2 separate regions of the Homo sapiens genome follow, and region 2 is linked to region 1. A link is an interaction called in ENCODE POLR2A ChIA-PET data of the cell type or tissue named here. Cell type or tissue: OCI-LY7. All regions are shown on one strand. Each heading gives the region's core, and the rest is flanking DNA. Links, peaks and the distances in the headings are about the cores only. Region 1 overlaps LOC101929142 (a long non-coding RNA gene). Region 2 has its middle 140 kb from the start of LINC02529.

Region 1 (5,372 bases), core at 309-5,308:
CTGTAGCCCCTTTCTTTTGGCTCATTTCTCCCTTTTGGAATAAGAGTATTTACCCAATGCCTATACCTCATTGTATCTTGGAAGTAACGAACTGTTTTTTTTATTTTACAGGCTCATAGGTGGAAGAGAATAGCTGTGTCTCAGATGACTTTGGACTGTGGACTTTTGAGTTAATATTGGAATGAGTTAAGGCTTTCAGGGACTGCTGGGAAGGCATGATTGTATTTCGAAATGTGAGAAAGACATGAAATTTGGGAGAGGCCAGGGGCCGAATGATATGGTTTGGATCTGTATCCCCACCCAAATCTCATGTTCAATTGTAATCCCCACTGTTGGAGGTGGGGCCTGGTGGAAGGTGATTAGATCATGGGAAGGATGATCATGAATGGTTTAGCACCATCCTTCCTTGGTACTGTATAGCGAGTGAATTCTTATGAGATCTGGTTGTTTAAAAGTAGGTGGCACCTCCCACCATCTTTCTTTCTCCTACTGTGACCATGTAAGACATGCCTGCTTCTCCTTTACCTTCTGCCATGATTGTAAGTTTCCTGAAGCCTCCCCAGCCATGCTTCCTGTACAGCCTGTGGAACTGTGAGCCAGTTAAACCTCTTTTCTTTATAAATTACTCAGTCTCAGATCGTTCTTTATAGCAATGCAAGAATGGACTAATACAGTATATATGGGCCTCTGGCTTTATAAACGCTGTCAGTGTGAATGGAGGCAGGGGGCCTGCCTCAGCAATGCATATGATTCGAAAGGAAAAGACACTTATTTATCAGGGCCCAGCCCTTCTGCTGTGGAAGTGCTTCCATTCCTCTTCCCTCCCTTCCTCTTCCCTCATCTCTTTCTTTCTCTCAAGCAAAACTTAGAGGTAGCCCCCTTTTTCAGGTTGACTTGCTGCTGTCAGTTTAGAACCAGCATTTGGGAAGAAAGTTGGGTCCAAGCTGCCTTGGTGGTGGTTGGCTGCCTAAGCATAAGACCAGATGAGCTACTTTCTGCTCAGGTACTAACTCCTGATCCAGTATGCTGTGGCCAGGTAGCAGGGATAGACTTCTGTATGACACACAGAGCATGGGGCACTGGTGCTTACAGGGGAGAGGCTGGGAGCTACGCTCTGGGAGCAGGGCTGCTTATAGCAGAGTCATCGACTCCACACACAGCAGGTCAAGTCCAAAGGTGACTCAGGGTGGGGTGGATGGAAAGAAACAGCATGTGGACGTAAATATTAATTTTTGTTTCTTTTCTTACAGCTGACGAGGAAGAATATTCCTGAGCAAGACACAGGGTTTTCACCCTGATAGATGGAATCTGAGCTACCTTCAAACTTTTAAGGGGGGACTATGGTGACCGCCAGGAGAGGAGTCCCAGTTGAGCCATATGGACCAGGGATGGCGGACAGGAAAGTTTGTCAGTGGGGCTGATGCACAGATGGGGTGCACGAGCTCCTCACTGGGGAAATTTTGTGGGGGAAGGATGCCCTCATAGCTCAAACGTTCAGCTCACTCAAGAGTGGGCCAGAGCTAACAGCTATCACTGTACTCACAGCTCCCAGGCCTTACTGATCCAATGGTCTCTTCAGAGATTTATGGCTCAGCTCCCAGGAACAAAGATGATTTTATGTAAATATTTATGAAATTCCTCCCTCTTTCCTTTCCCTCCTGCCTCTCTCTCTCTTCCCTCCCTCCCTCCCTTCCTTTCTTCTTTCCTTCCTTCACTCCTTTTTGCCTGCCTGCCTGCCTTTCTCTTTTTTTCTTTCTTTAGAAAGAGGGATTTATAATTCTTTTCCAAGTAATGTGGGGACCATACCATGAAGAAGACATTCTTCCTTTTGGTCCTCTGACTCCGAATGCAACCTCATTCATTCATTCATTCATTCATTTGGTCAGTATTTGGAGTGCTGTTGATAGGGGTGGGGTCATATAGCCCTCACATCTAGGTAAGTAGCCCCAACACAGCAATAGGTGAAATTTAAAAAAACACAACCTGATTAAATTCCAAAGTGGAAAGTCTATACCAGTGTTTTTTAAACTAATTCCCCATGAAAATCACTCGGGAAACTTTTAAAAAATACACATTCCCAAGGTTCAGGCCAGAATCAGAATCTCTAATTTTTAGCTTTAAAAAAATGTTACAAACTTCGCAGGAAATTTTTATGTAGCTTGCCCAGTACTGCACTGTGAATTGGTGTTCAGAAAATATGGTAGATGAGAGACCACCTCTGTGAAGTTGAGGATGTAGTGATATCTGACTAGCGGAGTTGTCATGCTCACCTAGCATGCTAATGAGGACAGTGTCAGAGGAGAGAGCTGGCCCTAGGCACCAGACAGACACAGAGAGCCATTTACTTACTCTTGCAGATTCCAAAAGTCAAGACTCAAAAATCGCACTTCTTCTCTCAATGCCTGGAAGTGATGATTGAGACCTGTTGTACTTTTATTTGGTGCTAGGGGCTACTGTGGAACTTCAGTCTCCATACTTGCCTGTTAAAGTTCCTTCTGTTTTCCTTTTTACCCAAATTCACTTGTGTAGGGCAATGATACTACAAGAGCAGTGCTCTAACCCCTGAGCTATGGAGCCCCTGCCTGGGCAATGATATAAAAGACTGGCCTCAAAGCTGTGGCAGACTCTCGAAAATTATTGGAAAATAACTCAATAATAACAACACAGTCCTACTTCAAACCCTGTGTTCCCTAAGAGTGCTTTATTCCCTCAAAGTATTTTCAAAGTATCTGTCATTGCTTTGGGGTAGGCTTTTATCACTAGCATCTTCATAGCTGACACTTCATTTCTGGCCTTTTGGCTTTTTTGTATGTTTAGTCATACATGCAGGTCATACCACCATAGCAACTCACTCAAAATAACTCACTTAGGGTGACTGCACAGAGAGTCTCTCTCAGCTATTTTAGTAATAACACAATAGCAACCCACGTTAGTGCAGCTGGGCTCCTTAAATATTCCTTCCTAAGTCATGTAGTACACATTTTAGAAGCCACATTAAAGTACCAAAATTACCCACAAACCGTTTATTGCTACAGTTCACTCCCGTATTTTCTTCTCAACCTGTGGGTAAAGAAAGACATAGATAAATTCATCTGATGCTTTAAAGTGGCAGAGCTATAAATATCTGATTTTTCTCTGTGTTTTGAAAAATTGAATAGTCATAGAAAATTCTTATAACAGTATTTACATAAGTGAGCACTTCCTCTTTCCTTTCTTCCCCCTCGCTCTCCGTATCCTTCCTCCTTCCTCCCCTCCCCCTTTCCTTCCTTCCTTTTTTCCTTCCTTCTTTCCTCTCTTTCTTTACTAAATATCCATATTATGCTAGGTATTGTTTTAGATTCCAAGCCAGACACAAAGGTAAACAAAATATAGTCATTGCTCTCAAATGTCTCACAGCCTTCTGAATCTTTTGAAGAGGAAAACCTGAGAATTATATAAAATTGTTTCATTAACATAAGAGAATCTGAAGATGGCACAGAATGTTTTGGGGGATGCTTCCTTGATTCCTAGTTCCTTTCTCTGTAGATTCTTCCTGTTCAAGGCACAGGCGTAGACAGTCATGAGATGCCTGGGTCAGAAACATAAGACTTTAATACTCACAGCAATAGCAGTAGGCAGAGTATCAGCAGTTGTTCATATCTGTCCTGAGCCCCAATTTCCATAGGGCGTGTGAAGAAGGCCAGATGACACTTATTCACATAGTGACTTGCATTATAGGAGGAGATCCCTGAGCTCAGAGAACCCAAATCTTTCATGATGGGCAGTAAGTTTGCCTGCCCTTTTCTCCAACAGCAGGTATTAATTCTGTTTTTCAAGGCTGGTCACTATACATGGAGAATTCTTTCCCAATCCTCTTGCCTCTTACCTTTCTTTTTGTTTGTTTGTTTCTTTCTTTCTTTCTTTTTCTTTCTTTCCTTCTTTCTTTCTTTCTTCCTTCCTTTCTTTCTTTCTTTTTTTTTTTTTTTTTTTTTGAGACGGAGTCTCACTGTTGCCCAGGCTGTAGTGTAGTGGCGTGATCTTAGCTCACTGCAATCTCTGCCTCCCAGTTCAAGTGATTCCCCTGCCTCAGCCTCCCGAGTAGCTGGGACTACAGGCGCACACCACCACTCCCAGCTAATTTTTTTTGTGTTTTAGTAGAGATGGGGTTTCACCATGTAGGCCAGGATGGTCTCCATCTCCTGACCTCGTGATCCACCTGCCTCGGCCTCCCAAAGTGCTGGGATTACAGGCATGAGACACCACACCCAGCCTCACCTTTCTGTAAGTCCAAATAAAAATAAAAGCAGCTGGCAAATCTAAAGTGAGATATAAGTGGATTTCTCCTCCAGGTTCAGGATCCAGATGTTGTCTCTGCCAGGTGTCCTTTCCCACCTTGCCTTCTGTTCTCCTCTCCCCTCCTCTCCAGCTCCATATCATGCTCTGCCAAAGAATGCAAGCCTTCACGTGAGCTGAATCCATCCTGGGCAATACTATTAGGCCCATTCTAAAGCCGGGGTTGGTAAACTATGTCACAAGCTACATCTAGCAGAAATGATTTTTTAAAATTTAATGGTTGTAAGAAAAGAAGAAGAAGAAGAAGCCGGGCACAGTGGCTCACGCTTGTATTCCCAGCATTTTGGGAGGCCAAGGCGGGCAGATTATTTGTGGTCAGGAGTTCAAGACCACCCTGGCCAACAAGGTGAAACACAGTCTCCACTAAAAATACAAAACTTAGCAGGGTGTGGTGGTGTGTACCTGTAATCCCAGCTACTCAGGAGGCTGAGGCAGGAGAATCACTTGAACCCAGGAGGCAGAGGTTGCAGTGAGCCGAGATCATGCCACTGCACTCCAGCCTGGGTGACAGAGCAAGACTCTGCCAAAAAAAAAAAAAAGGCCAGGCACGGTGGCTGGCTCACACCTGTAATTCCAGCACTTTGGGTGGCCGAGGCGGGCGGATCACGAAGTCAGGAGATTGAGCCATCCTGACTAAGATGGTGAAACCCCGTCTCTACTAAAAATACAAAAAAAAAAAAAAATTAGCCAGGCATGGTGACGGGTGCCTGTAGTCCCAGCTACCCGGGAGGCTGAGGCAGGAAAATAGCGTGAACCCACGAGGTGGAGCTTGCAGTGAGCGGAGATCGCACCACTGCACTCCAACCTGGGCGACAGAGTGAGACTCTGTCTCAAAAAAAAAAAAAGGGAAGAAAACAGAGACACAGAGACAGTCCACAAAGCCTAAAATATTTACTATTTCTCTCTTTCTAAGGAAAGGTTTGCTGAGTCCCATTCTAGAAGTAACTGAGTATAGGGGGAAGTCAATTATAAAAAAAAAAATGGCAGCTACAGCATCCCCAGAATGGATGAGGTGCTGGAGCACTAGGTGAACATGTTAC
Region 2 (5,372 bases), core at 55-5,054, 55 kb before region 1:
GCCAGCCCAGCACACCGTGGGCCCACATCCTGGATTGTGAACCTGACAAGACATAAACTGTTTCTGAGCCAGAGATCCAGGCACTGCACCTTCCTGCTGTGGTGTAGAGCCCGTGTGCGTAGATGGTGATTCTTAGCTCAGAGAACAATGGAAAGGAGAATGCAGTGGCAGGAGCCCTGGATCAGGCAGGCAGAGAGGGCCAGAGAGGGGACAGCTCTCGGAGGTGCTGTGGACCCGGAGCTCATCCCCCATCTGGGAACTAGTGTTTGTGATATTACCTTTTGGTTTATTCTGAAAACACACAATCAAAAGTGAACCTCAAACTATCTAAACTAGGAAAACCTACTGAGGGTCTTGCAGAAACTTCTACACATTGACAGTGGCAGGGTGTGATAACCTTCAGCCAAGACAGAGCAAGAAGGACTGGATTTGCCTTCCTCCCAAAAGCAACTAACAGACCAGACAGACCAAATGTAGAAAATGATGGTTTTAGACATCGTAGACCAGGGAGTGAAGCGATCTTGGAGGGTTACCAGAGGGAGGGAAACAGACAGAGTCCTGTGATGCCCCAGCTTTCTGCCTTGAGAGAGTGCAGGGAGGGGTCCTGGGGGAGCTGGTGGACTCCCTGACTTTGGGAGATAGAGTGTAGATTACAGGGAGGCCAAGGTGGCTAGAGTTTGAGGGAAGATTACTAGAAATGACAGCTGTGTAGAGAGAAACTCCAGAGATCTGGAGGGTCCCCCTGAAGAATTTGGCTGAGTCCTTGAAAGCATACACAGGTGAGTCAGTTGTCAGACGCTGAGAAACCACTGGAAAGGAGGGGGGTTCACACAGGGTCAGGGATGGTTTGTTTTTCCAACAGCCTGAGAAGAAAAGCCTTGTAATTCATGGGGCATTGGGAAGACACAGAAGAGCTTTGACTGAGTGATGAGGGGAAATTAGCCCTAGACTAAAGGCTGCTGTGGTCTCCCTTTAAAAAGCTTAAAAGCAAGCCTCAAAATGATTAAACGATTTCAGAGTAATTTAGCTGCCTTCCAAAATGAAGCTCAAAAGTATCTATGGGAATTTAATTATACCTAGCATTCAACAAGGCAAAATTTACAGTGTTATCCGTAAAAATGAGCAGGCCTGCAAAGAAGCAGCGAAGAGCAACTCATAATGGGAGAAAAGTCAATCAGTAGAAAGAAATCTGGAAGTGAGGCAGATGAGACTCTTCAATTAGTAGACAGGGACATTAAAATAGTTTTTATAACTGTATTCCTTATATTTAAGGTGATAGAAGAAAAATATATTTTCTATTAGTAGAGACATGGAAGATATTCAAAAGACTCACCTGAACTTCTAAAGATAAAACATACAATGTCTGAGATTAAAAATATGCTGGATGGGATTAACAGCAGATTAGACACTGCAGAAGAAAAAAAAATCAATGAACCTAAAGATACAGCAAAAGGAAAGAGAAAAGGTATGGCCAGAAAGTGAACAGTGCATCAGTGAGCTGTGAAACAACACTGGAGTGGAGGGGAATGGCTGCTGGGGAGAGCAATGGGGGAAGAAGTTAATCAGACATTCTCACGGCTTCTTTCTTGGCAATAGGAGCAATAATTCTGTCAAAAGTGTTTTTTAAACAAGATCAAATTTGACTCTGCTTTGTAGGGTGAGAAAATGGCAGGCAGGGTGGATCCTATGCCTTTTTGGCTCCATAAACCTGAATCTCTGAAACGTTCTGTAAACATTGGTGAAACTGTGGATTGTCAAAGAATTATTGGAAACATAGCATTAAAAAAATACACGTGCAACAATGAAGCTAATAGATGGTGATTACAGATTGCCAGCCTTGTGCTTTGTCTGATATTCTGGTTGTCTTTTAGATTTCTTGAGTTTTAGATTCATGCTAAACATGGGAATGCAAAGTTAGTCAAAGTTTACTCAAACCTGGATTCCAGGTACTTGTTGATTGCTTGGAAAGTTATCAGCTATATAAATCTGTGGTGTGTACGTTTCTTTCCCTGAAAACAAACCAAAGCAAACTACAATAATAGCAACAAGAAAAACCTTGAACACCCAGAATAGGTACTTTTGACCATTTGCTACCTATAAAACAAAACTTCAACTTCATAGCAATATAATATTTCAGGAACAACATGGGCTCTGTAAAAAACGAAAGAGTGAAATCCAGGATTTAAATAAGGAAGAGGTTTCCAAATGGTGACTTCTTTATCCCTCTCAACAAATGTTCCCCCAGATGGCTTAGAAACCTTGAATTTAGAGATGCCATGACCTTAAGGGGGTGGGGGGGCGGGAGGAGAGAATGTACAAGAAAATGCAAAACAAAAATGTACATTGATCTTTTCAACTGCTTTTCTCATTAGTCTCATTTCTCATCAGGCTGCAGTGAAGAATGCGTGTGGAGGAGTAGGAGAAGAAGGGGAGCGAAGCCACTGGGCAATATTCTATTTTGTTTTTCTCGTAGTCTTTTTTTCCTTTGCTTTTCAGTTTTGTGACTTCCTTCTTTCCTTCCTTCCCTTTTTCATTCTTTCCTTTTTTCCTTCCTTCCTCCCTCCTTTCCTTCCTTTCTTTTCTTTTTCTTTCTTTCCCTTTCTTTCTTTTCTTTCTTTCTCCCTTTCTTTTCTTTCTGTCTTTTCTGTCTTTCTCTTTCTTTTTCTTTCTCTCTTTCTTTCTTTTCTCTCTTCTTTCTTTCTTTCCTCTCTTTCTCCCTTTCTCTCTTTCTTTCTCTTTCTTTTTCTCTCTCTTCTTTTCTGTCTTTCTCTTTCTTTTTCTTTCTCTCTTTCTTTTCTCCTTTCTTTCTTTCTTTCTTTCCTCTCTTTCTCCCTTTCTCTCTTTCTTTCTCTCTCTTTCTTTTCTTTCTTTCTTTCTTTCTTTCTTTTTTCCTTTTTCTTTCTTTGCTTTTCTCTCTCTATTTCTTTTTTTTTTGACATGGTCTTGCTCTGTCGTCCAGGCTGGTGTGCCATGGCTTGACTGTAGCTCACTCCTGCCTTGACCTACTCAGCCCAAACAATTCTCCCACCTCAGCCTCCTGAGTAGCTGGGACCACAGGTGTGCACCACCATGCCTAGCTAATTTTTTAAAATTTTGTAGTATGGGATCTTGCTATGTCGCCAGGGCTGGTCTTGAACTCCTGTGCTCAAGCAATCCTTCCACCTCAGGCTCCTGAGTACCTGGGACTATAGGCATATGCCATCATGCCTGGCTAATTTTTAAATTTTCTCTACAGATGGGGTTTCTCTGTGTTGTCCAGGCTCATCTTGAACTCCTAGACTCAATGATCCTCCCACCTTGGCCTCCCAAAGTGCTAGGATTACAGGCATGAACCACTGCACCCAGCCTAGAAGTTCCTATTGACATAGCCTCAAATTCAAATTCTTTCCCTAGCTGTGTCCAGCCTGCTAATAAGCCCATCAAAAGTTATTTCTAGCATTTCTTTTTGATTCTTTCTCAGAATTTTCTGAGGGAAAATTCTTCCTGAGGTAGGGAGAGGAGGCCTATTTTGAGCTTTCAAGGCAGAAGGATTTGGATTAATTTTTTGGGGGGTACTGACTAAGAGGTGGGAGGCTCTGGTTTCTTCCAGGTTTCTGGCCCTGGTGAGTGGGTCTATGATAATATTGATGACTAGGCAGCAAACACAAGAAAGTGGAACAGGTTTTCTGGGCTTAGTGCAAGATGGAAAGTATAATTTTGGCACTAACATTGAGTGGATTTGACCCACATGGGCCTTCTCTGCCTTATTATTTTTCTCTTTCCTCCTCCATCTCTTCTTCCTCCTCCACCCTGGATGGGAAGGGAAGAGATGTTCTGGTCTTTGCTTGCTCACTGGCTTGCTGTGTGACCTTAGGCAATTTTCAGTCTGTACCATTTCCCAAATGCCCTTCTCTGGACAAGTTGCATCAGAATTGCTTGGGGGTGCTTATTAGAAATAAAAATGCAAGTCTGGCCAAGATGGCTGATCAGAAGGAGTTAGAGTGTGCCTCTCTCAGGGAGAGAAATGGAAGGGGCAAGTAAATACAGCACCTTCAACTGAGACATCCAGGTACAAGCATTGGGATTCATCAAGTAAACAATTCAATCCATAGAGAATGGAGAAAAGCAAGGCAGGATGAGTGCCCACCTAGGAGCAACATGGAGCCAGGGGAGCCTCCCCTGCCCAGGCAAGCGGTGAGTGAGTGAGCAACCCCGGGGACCCACATTTCTCCCATGGATCTTTGCAACCGTCGGTCAGGAGATCCCTTAGCAAACCCACTCCACCAGGGCCTGCAGTCTGATGCACAGAGCTACATGGAGTTTTGGCAGAGCAGCTGCTCAGGCACACACAGAGACCCAGGAGCTTTAGATACCCAGGCTTCCTGGCAAAAGCAGCTTTAACTCTGGCAAAGCAGGAGTTTAGATCCCCATACATACCCCTAGGAAAGGGCTTGAATCCAGAGGGCTGAGCAGTCATAGTCTGCAGGCCCAGCTTCTATAGCACCCCACAAGAGAAGACCCATTGGCTGGGAACTCCAGCCAGCCACTGGGAGCAATGCCTCCCTGAGATGGAGCTCCCAGAAAGAGGGGCAGGCCGCCATCTTTGCTGTTTTACAGCCTTAGCCGTTGTTGCCTTCAGTGCAGCTGCCCTATGGAAAAGTGGTCAGACTGCCTTTTTTATTCTGGTCCCTGACCCCATTTTTTCTCACTGGGCAGGACATCCTGACTGGGGTCACCAGTCACCTTCGCCACCTTTGTTTTCCAGTTGGCAATAGTTCCGAGCCTCCCTAGGACAAAACTCCCAGTGGGAAGGGAGTGACGGGCTGTCAACTTTGCTGTTTCGTAGCCTTAGCTGTTGTTGCCTTTGGGCTCAAGGAAGTCTGAGGTGCCTAGGGACTGGAGCAATCCCCTGGCACAGCACAGCAGGTCTACAGAGAAGTAGCCAGACTGCTTTTTCACGTGGGTACTGGATCATATTTCTCTTCACTGGGTGGAATCTTCTGACCTAGGTCTACAACCACCCTGCCAGTGTTTTTGGACCAGCAACACATCTATACCTCCCTCAATGGAGCTCCCAGAGGGAGGGGCAGGCTGCCATCTTTGCTATTTTGTAGGCTTCCCTGTTGACACCTTCAGGGGCTGGAAAATCCAAGGTGACTGGAAACTGGAGTGGACCCCCAGCATACTGCAGCAGCCCTGTGGAAAAGTGGCCAGACTGTTTGTTACATGGGTCCCTGATCCCATATCTCCTCACAGGGTGGGTCCTCTGGGCCTGGGTCTCCAGCCACCCACCACCAGGGCTAATGAGTTGGTAGCAGCTTTGCAACTCCCAGGGACAGAGCTCCCAGTGGGAGGGCAGGTTGCCATCTTTGCTGTCTTGCAGCCCTCATCCT

Evidence for each region. Peaks named below come from ENCODE experiments on the same cell type or tissue, not always from the same donor. Only the 100,000 strongest peaks of a DNase experiment are listed, where the experiment ranks them.
Region 2: POLR2A ChIA-PET joins it to region 1 with 11 read pairs; 5 of 35 experiments call an interaction of 5 or more read pairs at or near these places.

What each region holds. Positions count from the first base shown.
Region 1 is chr6:159,465,394-159,470,765 of GRCh38, reverse strand. It overlaps LOC101929142 (a long non-coding RNA gene), which reads right to left. Exons shown (of 3, transcript XR_943178.4): 2 at 4,255-4,419; 3 at 3,019-3,060. Among named protein-coding and RNA genes, the nearest start is that of LINC02529, 85 kb to the right of the region's middle. In OCI-LY7, for the core only: no CTCF peak of the experiment used is centred there; DNase peaks (open chromatin) are centred at 2,295, 2,905 and 3,645; H3K4me3 peaks cover 2,152 bases; H3K27ac peaks cover 4,018 bases.
Region 2 is chr6:159,520,423-159,525,794 of GRCh38, reverse strand. No RefSeq gene overlaps it. Among named protein-coding and RNA genes, the nearest start is that of LINC02529, 140 kb to the right of the region's middle. In OCI-LY7, for the core only: no CTCF peak of the experiment used is centred there; no DNase peak of the experiment used is centred there.